2 separate regions of the Homo sapiens genome follow, and region 2 is linked to region 1. A link is a contact called in ENCODE Hi-C or POLR2A ChIA-PET data. All regions are on one chromosome and are shown on one strand. Each heading gives the region's core, a stretch centred on a gene start or an enhancer-like site at or near the end of the contact. The rest is flanking DNA. Distances are from core to core; before and after follow the strand shown.

The links. Hi-C counts contacts between places; a loop is a spot of excess contacts on that map. ChIA-PET counts read pairs that join two places held with the same protein, here RNA polymerase II (POLR2A). Pooled maps may share reads with other maps.
Region 2: a loop to region 1 is called in a pooled map, with 2.1 times the contacts of the local background. The contact joins two enhancer-like sites. A Hi-C loop is called at or near these places in 1 of 50 pooled maps. POLR2A ChIA-PET finds 5 or more read pairs at or near these places in 2 of 52 experiments (WTC11 and activated T-cell).

The regions. Positions count from the first base shown.
Region 1 is chr18:62,979,390-62,986,073 of GRCh38, reverse strand. PHLPP1 (PH domain and leucine rich repeat protein phosphatase 1) reads right to left here. Exons shown (of 17, transcript NM_194449.4): 17 at 5,641-6,684. The coding sequence ends at 6,643. Among named protein-coding and RNA genes, the nearest start is that of PHLPP1, 270 kb to the right of the region's middle. Within about 2 kb of position 3,258, at least 2 of the 41 ENCODE cell types and tissues checked have a DNase peak (open chromatin) inside an H3K27ac peak, as active enhancers do.
Region 2 is chr18:62,661,075-62,666,976 of GRCh38, reverse strand. No RefSeq gene overlaps it. Among named protein-coding and RNA genes, the nearest start is that of PHLPP1, 52 kb to the left of the region's middle. RefSeq lists an enhancer at 2,861-3,020. Within about 2 kb of position 2,821, at least 4 of the 41 ENCODE cell types and tissues checked have a DNase peak (open chromatin) inside an H3K27ac peak, as active enhancers do.

The DNA of each region.
Region 1 (6,684 bases), core at 2,009-4,508:
CATGTGCACAATGTGCAGGTTAGTTACATATGTAGACATGTGCCATGCTGGTGTGCTGCACCCATCAACTCGTCATTTAGCATTAGGTATATCTCCTAATGCTATCCCTCCCCCCTCCCCCCACCCCACAACAGTCCCCAGAGTGTGATGTTCCCCTTCCTGTGTCCATGTGTTCTCATTGTTCAATTCCCACCGATGAGTGAGAATACGCGGTGTTTGGTTTTTTGTCCTTGCGATAGTTTGCTGAGAATGATGATTTCCAATTTCATCCATGTCCCTACAAAGGACATGAACTCATCATTTTTTATGGCTGCATAGTATTCCATGGTGTATATGGATGTGACACATTTAAATAAGCTATTTTTAACCATCTGAAATGCTCTAGGAGGAGGTGTATTACAGCATTACAGTATTACAGATCATAAGGCAAATAAAATACATTTATTTTGTGTGCTTGATTTATTCGTGGCTTACAAGGCAATTTCTATTAAGTGAAAACTAGTTTAAGAAACTTTGAATGTTAATTGTGGAGCAGTTTTCTTGAAAATTCAGAAGAGCAAATCACTTATTTATGAGTTCAAGAAAAGTCAACATCTGGAGGTGTAGCATTTGGGAAAACCATCTTTGTTGCCATTTCAACTTTCTCTCAATAGGTAAGATTGGTAATTAGGGGAAAGTGCCAGCTTACCAGAATGGAATAAGACCTAAGAAACTGAATGACTAGAAAGTACCTGTGATTTCAGTGAAGGCAGTTTTCCTTCCCTGTCCTTAGAAAAGCGGAGGAATGACAATGAGAGCAATTCCAGTCATGAGCAGATGGAAGAAAATTCTCCAAGTGTTCTGTTGCTTCCCCCTCTGCACAGGATAGAAGAACACTGTGTTTCTGATTGGGCATAAAATGAAGGGACTCATGAACCGAAGCTGGAGAAATGCCATGATTGTTTATGGGTACTCACATCAGGGCTGGGGACAGCATAGCCTCCAGCTTTCTACCACACACCCCAGAAAATGGACGGCTGCCTTGAGGACCCATCTGCCAATTTCCTCGGCAGTGTTCAACCTTAGTCTTCCAGAAGGAACAGGACAATATATGGGGCCTCCACACTGGCTTCTGCCATTCATGTGGGCCCGTAGGCCATCGTCAGGCTGGCTCACACCCTCATGAGGTTAGCACAGCCACCTCCACACCAAGCCATTTTCTCAGGGCCCCGTGCTGGTGAGGCAGAGCCATGCAAAGTAGCCAGCTCTTTACTGGTGTTTCCTAAACACGTTGAATGAATGCACACAGTGAAGCAGGAGGGTGTGAGCGGTGGGGTGTGCTTTCCATCACCAGCCCAAAGCTTTGTCTGCTAGATGTAATTCCTACATTCACTTAGTGAGCAGGGCAATAGACTCGCCGTACTAAGTTGGAACTTTGTTGTAATTTTGGTGCTGAGTGGGGTGAGGCTTAGGGGAAAAAAAAAACCACCTTAGAGCCGTCTTTCAAATACATAGCAATAAGAATCAGTTCATGACAGATAAATGACAATAGTGAGATAAGAGTTTCCATAGACTAGTTTGCACAGTGTGAGTTAGGGGGATGCAATGAAAGAAAAATGAAATGGCAACAAATGAGAGAAGCCCATTTTCTCCATCATTACCAGTGCTTTTCCTTCTATAACAATTGTAATAAGTGACTTAAGAGTTTCCCATTTTCAAAAAGGTACTTTTTTCTTTCTTTTTTTTTTTTTTTTAAGAGTCAGGGGCTTGCTGTGTTGCCCAGGCTGGCCTTGAACTCGTTGGCTCAAGTGATCCTCTAGCCTCAGCCTCCCAAGTTGCTGGGACTAACTTCAGGCCCACAGTACCATACCTGGCTTAAAAAGGTGCTTTTGCTGCATTCCTCATTATTTTCTTTCAGACGCCCCTTAGTTCCTTCATTTGTAACAATGACAATATTTACACTTACATAAGGCTTTAGTATTTAAATTACTGCAAATACATGACCTAATTTGATTGCTGGAGAGGTAGGTAAGGCAGATACCAGAAACCCACACTTTATAGAAATTCTATCTTTTTTTAGGATGAGTTCATGTCCTTTGCAGGGACATGGATGAAGCTAGAAATCATCATTCTCAGCAAACTATCACAAGGCCAGAAAACCAAACACCGCATGTTCTCACTCATAGGTGGGAATTGAACAATAAGAACACTTGGACATAGGGTGGGGAACATCACACACCGGGGCCTGTTGTGGCGTGGGGGAGCGGGGAGGGATAGCATTAGGAGATATACCTAATGTAAATGACGAGTTAATGGGTGCAGCACACCAACATGGCACATGTATATATATGTAACAAACCTGCACGTTGTGCACATGTACCCTAGAACTTAAAGTATGATAATAAAAGAAAAAAAAATTTTTTTTGAGACAGAGTCTCTGTCGCCAGGCTGTTCCAGTCTCTGCATTCCAGGCTGGAATGCAGTGGCGTAATCTCGGCTCATTGTAACCTCCGACTCCTGTGTTCAAGCGATTCTCCTGCCTCAGCCTCCCGAGTAGCTGGGATTACAGGCATGCACCACTACACCTGGCTAATTTTTGTATTTTTAGTAGAGACGAGATTTCAGTATGTTGGCCAGGCTGGTCTCGAACTCCTGACCTCAAGTGATCCACCCGCCTTGGCCTCCCTAAGTGCTGGGATTATAGGCATGAGCCCCCGTGCCCGGCCTGAAATTCTATCTTGTGATAACATGTCAGGGATGAACTCAAAATACCCTTTGATGAATGTTCACATGATCAAATGGAATTCTTCTTCTCTCCCCTGCAGTGCCAGTGGTGAGGGGACTCTCAGGTGTTATCCTATAAGGTCCAGAACATGTTAACAGATGCTTTGTGTTTTGCTTTTTTTAACCATGGAAAGGGGAATTGGGAATTAGATGGACATTGAAGACAGACTTCTCTCCCAGCAAAACTATATGATTCTGGTTATCCATCTTAATATTTCTGCATGTCAATTTCCCATGGAAAATCAGGCTCATCACAGGAACCAGCTGTCATCACTTCTACTGTCTTACAAAGCGGAAACACAGCTTCTCGGCTATACTTGACAGTGGTATAGGAGTTTGCTATCATGTGTTTACGAAAATACAGTGATAAGAAACTTAAACACTTTGTTTCTTCTGGGAAAGTGAAGGAAGGATAAAGAGTGAAGCCCATTTCCACCCAAAGTCTAAGCTTACCAGCAGGTGGTGCTGTGACAAAAGCAATCAAGAGAAACCAAGGCAGGCAGGTGGGGTTTCTGGGTCCCAGAGATCGGCTCTGCTACCTCTCATCAAAGCCAGTGCTCGGGAGCAGGAGCGAAGGGCAGGAAGCTTGAGGGCAGCACAGGGCGGGCAGCATGCGCTGGATCCAACACCAAACAGTTTCTAGGGTCCTCGATCAGGGGTTCTTCTCCTAGCAAGGCTCACCACAGCTCTCCGCTTCCCGTTTCATTTCTTCCTTTCTCTCCCCTCAAAGCCCTTTCCCAATTATCTGGATTTCCAGCAGGAAGCAGGGAATAGAGCAGGCGGGAATGCCCTTCTCCCTAATACTTACCCTGCAGACACTGTGGCTTCAGGGATCTTCAAATATTAAGCACTTTAATATTCAGAAAGCACTTTCAGTTGTATAAGCAGCTCTACATATACTATTAGATGCTATCTGGATAAACAGAAATGCAAAGAAACTCCTCAGAAATAACTGAGGCAGCTCCTATGCAACCGCATGGAGACCTATCAGCTAAGTCTATGCCACTTTGGTCACTCAACATGTGCTTGACTGAATTACCTTTTCATCTAAATGCCCTACTTACCCCAAGCCTCCAAAGGGCAGTCTCACTCCAAGGTGCCTTACATGTAGTATGTGCACAATGGGACCGAAAAGAGACAATAAACCCAGCAGCAAGCACAAATAAACTGGAGGACTCAGGAAAAAAGCAATTCCAAGTCTCATACCCCTTTCTCCTGCAGCAGACACAGAAGTTAGGAAATGAGGTGTCCCTGCATCAGAGCTTGTGGGGCCCAGTGGCTGCCCCTGGCACAGAGTTGCTGTGGGGCCCATTTTAGAATCTGGAAGCGATTGCTGCCTCCGTGGACCACGCTCAGCCAGTTCTGACCACTCTGGAAGTGAGCTGCGGTGGAAGAGATCCACATACAAGGCCGGGGTGTGCTCCACCCCCGGGGACAGGTGAACCCTGCCCAGAGGGGGTTTAAGAACTGAGGAAGTCAGAGAAGCAGCCCAGACCTGCAGGAACTAAGGCGTCGGTGTGAGAGCTTGGAGTTGTCCACATCTGCTTCAACCCAGTGGGGCAGCCCGAGGGACAAGGTAAGGGGCTGGGAAGTGGAACCGGGGCAGGGGTCCCAAGGTGGTTTAGCTTCCAGTCTCAGCCAGAGCGCTCCGCCTGTACTGGGGAGTCAGCTTCCTTGGTCCCTGGGTCTCTCACTGGGCCGAGATGAGGCAATTCTCTTCCATGGCTTTAGTGGTTTCCAAAGAGCACTGTGTGCAAGTAGCCTGATGTGGAAATGAAGTACGGCCATTACGAAAACAAAGTCCACCCAGCGGCCTCCTAGAGGGGGACACAGAGCCCACCACCAAGTCTACTAGTTAAGAAATAAGAACTGCCCTGTCACTGAATTAGCCAGGTCCCACCCAAGGGCAGACCTAAAGAAGGAAGCCAGGTCTACATAGGAAGGTGGTCCATGTGAGATGAAGACCAACAGTATCTTCCACACAAGGTTCACACGTGTAGGGTGGGGGCGAGGTGAAGGCGGAGGTCCCTGTCTGTAAATGCAGTTGACTAGTAGCTGGGAATACTGGCTTTCTTAAGTACACACCGCTGCACCTACACGATTCCTGCTGGTGGTGGAAGGCAAGCCAACCAGCTTGATTGACCCTGTCCAAGTAAGAGGCAGGTTAACCTGCTTATGTGAGCTACAGGCCCCCCAGGAAAACTGAAAACTTCGCTTCGTGAGAGTAAAGTTGTCCAGGGATCTCCCCTATCTATGCAACCTCTGTCTATCCCCCTTCTCACATCTTCCCTAAGAAGTACCCAAACATCTTACCCTAAGTCATAAGAAGAAATAGAAAAGCTGTAAGATCAGGCCTGGCACAGTGGCTCACACCTGTAATCCTAGCACTTTGGGAGGCTGAGGTGGGCAGATCACTTGAGGTTAGGAGTATGAGACCAGCCTGGCCAACATGGTGAAACCCCATCTTTACTAAAAATACAAAAATTGGCTGGGCATGGTGGCGGGTGCCTGTAATGCCAGCTATTCAGAGGCTGAGGCAGGAGAATCACTTGAACCCGGGAGGCGGAGGTTGCAGTGGGCAGAGAACACACCACTGCACTCCAGCCTGGGAGACAGAGCGAGACTCCATTTCAAAAAAAAAAAAAAAAGAAAAGAAAAGAAAAGAAAAGCTGTAAGATCAGCTAATTATACTGCTTACCATTTGGTTAATTTCACATTTCATTCAATGTAGGTTAACTTACTGGATGTTTTTCTCTTAAAAAAAAAATCAGAAATATCTGATAACCCCAATATTCCATCCATTCTTTCTAAACGCAAGCTAGTGTGACTGTCTCCAAGAAACATCTGGCTGCTGAGACAAAAGCAGATACTTGTAAATACTTGTAAATTTCATATTTATTGTAACAAAAATTATGACATGTCCATTTGTGCATTCTGCTTGAGTATAACTCTGGGTATGTAAATGGCCTAATGGGGCACTATACAACCATGCTGATTGTGGCAGCAGTAAGGAACACAGTTAAAAGTGTCTGTCAAAGTGGGAAGGCTGGGACAGGGGAGGAAAATGGGTTCAGGGCCCTTGGGTGCAGGTTCTTGTCCAGTGGCCTAAGATCCATTTCCTCCGGACAGAAACACTGCAGCTGCTCAGCCTCCTCATTCAGTGAAGTGAGGGTGAGTTGTGAGGCAGGCAGGCTCCTCAGAGGGGAGGGGGAGGGGAAACGTCAGTTACTTGGGCTGTGTCCTTACGCCAAGACTACAAAACATCGTAAGCCTCACTATACAACACTGAGCTATTTACAATGGAAATTCTCAATCAGCTGTTCTCTCAGAGAAAATTAGTGAATCCCAGTGACTTAAGTCACCTGACAGAGTAAAGCAACTCCTAGGAGTTAGTCTCCATATTCTACAAATGTCTATTATTTTCAAGACAAAAACAAAACAAAACAAAACAAAACAAAACAAAAGCCTTTTCCCCCCAAAGAAATACAGAATTACAATATTATTAAATCATTTAGCAACGGCAGCCTGCCCTGCCTTCCAAACAAACAACAAAAAGCCATTTTAAAAAATATTACATTATCATTAACTGTTTCTCTGTAATATATTAAACCTTTTGTTCTTTGTCTTTACATATCTGATATGTTAGGGGGAGAAGTTAACAAATGTAAATCATATTGGTAAAGCATCACTAGAAGAAAGTGGTGATTACTTAAAAAAATAACCCAAAGAAAGAGAACCTACAGATTAGCTGCGATGACAGGTTGGGAACAGTGTCTGGGGGAAGGATGTGGAGTAAAACCCCTGGTTTAATGTGAGCCTGGGAGACTCTTGCAACTCAGTCTTTTGTGGTTAGTTTATTTGTTAAACAGCTCGGCTGGGTCATAGTGGCGTGTCGTAATAATCTGGCAGCTGGTCCAGCTG
Region 2 (5,902 bases), core at 1,572-4,071, 320 kb after region 1:
TTGGGTGTGGTGGCTCATGCCTGTAATCCCAACACTTTGGGAGGCCGAGACAGGTGGATCACTTGAGGTCAGGAGCTCGAGACCAGTCTGGCCAACCTGGTGAAACCCCATCTCTACTAAAAATACAAAAAATTAGCTGAGCATGGTGGCAGGCGCCTGTAATCCTAGCTACCCAGGAGGCTGAAGCAGGAGGATTACTTGAGCCCAGGAGGTGGAGGTTGCAGTGAGCCGAGATCGCGCCATTGCACTCCAACCTGGGCAACAAAGCGAGACTCTGTGTCAATAAATAAATAAATAAATAAATAAAGTCACTGAGTGGGTATGGTAGAAGATAGGAACACAAAGAACTTGACTATATGCCACATACTCTGCTTAGTATATTATCTGCATTATCTCATTTAACTATGTCAGTGATCCTATGAAGTAATAATTCTATTATCAGCTCAAATTTACAGATACAGAAAATGAGACTAGGTGAGATTAAGTAACTTATTTCAGGTTATACAGTGGCAGAGCCTAGATTCCAGCCCACATCTGCCTGACTCTAATACTCTTAAGGCCCTTCTATTAAACATCAGGGAAGAATCTGGGTTTATTTGCTCAAACTGGAAAGTGCCAAGGTTGAATAATTCTTAACTAACACCTTAGCAGATAGGAGGCTCTCTTTGGTTTACAACTCCAATTCCCTGAAGAAATCTAATTCTTCAGGGAAGGCTGAAGGCAATAGAAGACGCTATTGCCCCAGCATTAACTTGGTTTGCCTTGCTTTATTAGAATCTTCTGAAAGCACGAATTTACTAAACGTCTTTCCAACTCTATTTTCAACAGAGCTGTGAGCCACCGTGTGCTTTGTCATGCCGAGCTTTCTTCTCCAGAAAAGACATTCTTCTAATCTGGGGGGAGACAAATGATAAGTGAAGTAGTTCCAAGGCTCAACAAAGTGCCATAGAGTGACTCCTGTGAGAGAACAGACCAAAACGATTGGAAGTCTCTGGTCTAGATACACGAAGGCAGATGAGCACTGCGGAAGGGTGCCGAGATTGTCCACTGCTCAGGACAAGGAAAAGCAAGACGCTGGCTTGTTCACTGTCATAGGTTGAATGGTGGCCCCACAAAACCGATGTTCAAGTGCTAACTCAAATGTGATCTTATTTGAAAATCAGGTTTTTGTAGTTGTAATTAAGAATCTGGAGATGAGATCATCCTGCATTTATTTATTTATTTATTTATTTTGAGAAGTAGTTTTTGCTCTGTCATCCAGGCTGGAGTGTAGCGGCACAATCTTGGCTCACTGCAACCTCTGCCTCCCAGGTTCAAGCAATTCTCCTGTCTGAGCCTCCCAAGTAGCTGGGATTACAGGTGCCCGCCACCCTACCCAGCTAATTTTTGTATTTTTAGTAGAGATGGGGGTTTCACCATATTGGCCAGGCTGGCCTCGAACTCCTGACCTCAGGTGATCCGCCCATCTTGGCCTCCCAAAGTGCTGGGATTACAGACATGAGCCACCACGCCCGGCCAACTCTGCATACTTTAATATTTCCATACCATATTCAGCTTATTGTACAGTTTGGACTGTCAAAGCTATGCACATTTTAAGAATAATTTCTTGAGGGCAGGTTAATTCTGGTGTGTGTTACAGTCCTTTTGTAATTTCAGTAATTTCCTGAGTTGCAGAGGCCTAACTGAATCAATGTTAGGCATCTTGATGGAAAATAATGGTGATGGTTTAGGAGAGTGAGGAAAAAAAGATTTTCCAACTCAAAATCCTGATAAAAACATTTGGAGAGGTGGGTATACTATTGTATAAAAATGTTTAGGGCCGGGCGCGTTGGCTCATGCCTGTAATCCCAGCACTTTGGGAGGCCAAGGCAGGTGGATCACCTGAGCTCAGGAGTTCAAGACCAGCCTGGCCAACATGGTAAAACCCCATCTCTACAAAAATGCAAAAATTAGCTGGACGTGGTGGCGTGTGCCTGTAATCCCAGCTACTCAGGAGGCTAAAGCAGGATAATCGCTTGAACCTGGGAGGCAGAGGTTGCAGTGAGCCGAGATCGTGCCACTGCACTCCAGCCTGGGCAATACAGTGTAACTTCATCTCAAGAAAAAATAAATTAATTAATTTAAAAAATAACAAAAAATAAATGTTTAGATAAAGAAATCTAAACATTATGTGCCATATAACATTTCAATCAATGATGAACTGAATATACAACAGTGGTCCCAGAAAATTATAATACTCTATTTTTACTATACTTTTTCTGCATTCAGACACACAAATACTTAGCATTGCATTACAGTTGCCTACAGTACTCAATGACATGCTATAGAGGCTTGTTGCCTAGGAGCAATAGACTAGACCATCCAGCCTAAGTGTGCAGTAGGCTATGCCATCTAGCCTTGTGTACGTGCTCGCTGTGTTGTTTACACAACAAAATCACCTAATGACACATTTCTCCAAACGTATGCTCATCTGCGCTAATGAACACAGGAAAGAAGGCCCGGGAATAGCCTTGCAGAAAGGACCTGGCTGTCAGCCTGATGCACTGTGCGGCTGGCCATCTCCTGGCAGTCCAAGGGCTCAGGCTCAGTTTACCCTCCAGGCAGTAGACAACAAGCTTCCCTGTCCTTAATAACACCCTGCATCCCACCTCCCAGTCTCTGCAAAATGCTTGAGCAAGGCATTTGGTCCTAAGAAGTTATCTCACTCTGGGCAGCCATACAGCTATTACTTATGGTGTCATTTCAAGGACTGATGAATGTCCTGGACCCCAAAATGACTCATCACCGAGTAGTGTTATCTTAAGGGAGAGGCTTCTGCCCTTGGGGCAGCTCCATGGAGACTTCAGTTAAACTGGCTGCTGAGCAAGGCGCTGATGATTCAAATTGCAACTGTTTTTCTGTTTATTTTAAGCTCAAAATAAAAAAAATCTCTCGAGTGGGTTTTGCTTATTTGAAAACTGTAAAAGGTACTCCAGTCTCCCCACATGGCAGCTTCAAGGCCCTGAAGGCTGTGCTTAACTGCAGGCCCTGGCTTGGCTTCTGGTCAAGTCATCAAGAAGCTTCTAGAATTTAAGATGGCAGTTCCCTTATCAGATCCGCTCTGCGAATATACAGGAGGGAGGCTTTGTGGCCAGAAGGCAGGTTGGGTTGTAAGACCTGTTTAATTTCTCTCAGGAAAAAATACAACAGTAAACAAAACAAATCCTGAGTACTGGCAACAAGAAAAACCAGCTTTCTGCCTAGAAATGTTTACTCTTTTACAATTGTAGAACATTCAGGAAAATCATGGACTCCAAATAAAAAACCCAACAAATAAAAACACTTCCAGTCACCTCCTAATTTTTAGAATGATTGGAGGAGATAGATGAATGATTAAATGAGTGATTAAAATGGGATTAATTATTATAATTAATCAATGAAAACATGATCACACCCAGCTTCCATCCTGGATCTAGCTGGCAAGATCCCAATTTTGGAAGCAGGTAAAACTCGGAAGTCTTTATTACAAATGACTGATTCCATTTACTCCAAATATGAGATTCTAATGTCACCCTGGGATAGAGAAACCCTCTAACTGCACAAAGTCTGTAGGTTAACAGTAAAGCCAGGGGACCAGGCCCAGTGGCTCATGCCTGTAATCCCAGGACGTTGGGAGGCTGAGGCAGGCAGATCACTTGAGGTCAGGAGTTTAAGACCCGGCTGGCCAACATGATGAAACCCCATCTCTACTAAAAATACAAAAAAATAAAAATTAGCTGGGTGTGGTGGCACATGCCTGTAATCCTAGCTACTCTGGAGGCTAAGGCAGGAGAATCACTTGAACCTGGGAGGCGGAGGTTGCAGTGAGCTAAGATCACACTACTGCACTCCAGCCTGGGCCACAGAGTGAGACTCCTTCTCTAAAAACAAACAAACAAAACAAAAACAAAACAGTCAAGCTAGGGACCTAATGATTGGAGGGAAAGGTCTCCATATTCCTTGGGGAAATCGGCTTTATTTAGACATGATGTTCCCTCTGTAAATGACTCTCAGCTGGCCTTGGGCCTGCTCTTCAACTCTCTCCACGTTGTTAAGTGTAGAATCTAAGTTTCCCATCACGTTCCTTAGATGTAGAGTGTCTGTTATTCCAGGAAATCTCTTTGATTAAATGGCAAATGTGCTGGGAGTGGTGGCTCACACCTGTAATCCCAGCACTTTGGGAGGCTGAGGCAGGCAGATAATGAGGTCAAGAGATCGAGATCATTCTGGACAATATGGTGAAAGCCCATCTCCTCTACTAAAAATACAAAAATTGGCTGGGCGTGGTGGTGTGTGCCTGTAGTCCCAGCTACTCGGGAGGCTGAGGCAGGAGAATTGCTTGAACCTGGGAGGCAGAGGTTGCAGTGAGCCGAGATCGTGCCACTGCACTCCAGCCGGGCGACAGAGTGAAAGTCCATCTCAAAAAAAAAAAAAAAAAAAAAGGAAAACAAAACCATGCCAGGCAGGTCCGCACTTTACAAACACTCAACTGATCCTTGACCTTTCCTCAGCCCCCTTCCAGGCTCCCTCCACCTCCAGGCTTTCGCCCTCCAGTGGGAGGGGCTGCCGCCACCACTGGGTCCTCCCTTGTACCTAAATTCCTCTCCACCCCAGGCCCTGGAGAGCTGCAGTTACTGTGGTAACACTAAGGAACATCCTAGCATTTGTGGGCTAGCCTACACACCTACTGACCATGACTCACATTATTTTTATGGGAAAATACCTTCTGAGTTTTAACCAACAATTCACAATCTGCTCTTGAATATGTCTATTGCTTTTATAATGCCTCCTCTTCTTGGCATCCTATGGAAATGAATTTTCATAATCATCAAAATGAACCAGTGAAAGGGCTGAGCTTAGGGCTGCAAAGTACTATAAACCTTAAAAACAAAGCGCATCAGTGTTATCGCTAGGTAAAACAGTAAGGTAAACTGCAGATCTCGGATAAGTCAAATGGGCTTTCAGCGTTCTCAACTGTAAAATGGGACTGTAAAATCAATGAGATCAGGTGAAAATGCTCTTGAAATTGTAGGGTGATAAATAAATTCAATTATTATTATCTATATTGCATTTGTTTTTTATTTATTTATTTGAGACGAAGTCTTGCTCTTTTGCCCAGGCTGAAGTGCAGTGGCACAATCTTGGCTCACTGCAACCTCTGCCTCCTGAGCTTAAGCAATTCTCCTGCCTCAACCTCTTGAGTAGCTGGGATTACAGGTGCGCGCCACCAGGCCTGGCTAATTTTTGTATTTTGAGTAGACGGGGTTTCACCATGTTGTCCAGGCTGGTCTTGAACTCCTGACCTCAGGTGATCTGCCGACTTCAGCCTCCCAAAGTGCTATAGTGCATTTATAAGAGCAAAGACTAGAGAAGGTCATCCTTGGTTCAAATCCTGGCTTTGAACCATTCTATTCTATTTACACTATTAACCATTCATTCTATTTGAACTATTCTAGCTGTGTGAACTTGAGCAGGTTACCTAAGTGCTTTGTGCCATACAACAGTTGCCCCTCAGTATCCATGGGGGATTATTTCCAGAACCCCCTGCAGATACCAAAATCCATGGATGTTCAAGTTCCTGATAAAACGCTGTAGAATTTGCATATAACTTACATCTTCTCCTATACTTTAAATCATCTCTAGATTACTTATGATACCTAAAACAATGGATGTACTATGTAAATATTTGCTATACTGTATTGTTTAGGGAATAATGACAAGGAATAAAATCTGTACATGTTCAGTACAGATGCAGATTTTTCCTGAATATTTCCAATCTGAGGTTGGTTGAGTCCACAGATGCAGAACCCACAGAGAGGGCCAACTATATTATCCTCCTGTAATAACAGTAACTCTAGAAAACGATGGTTGTGAGGATTAAAGT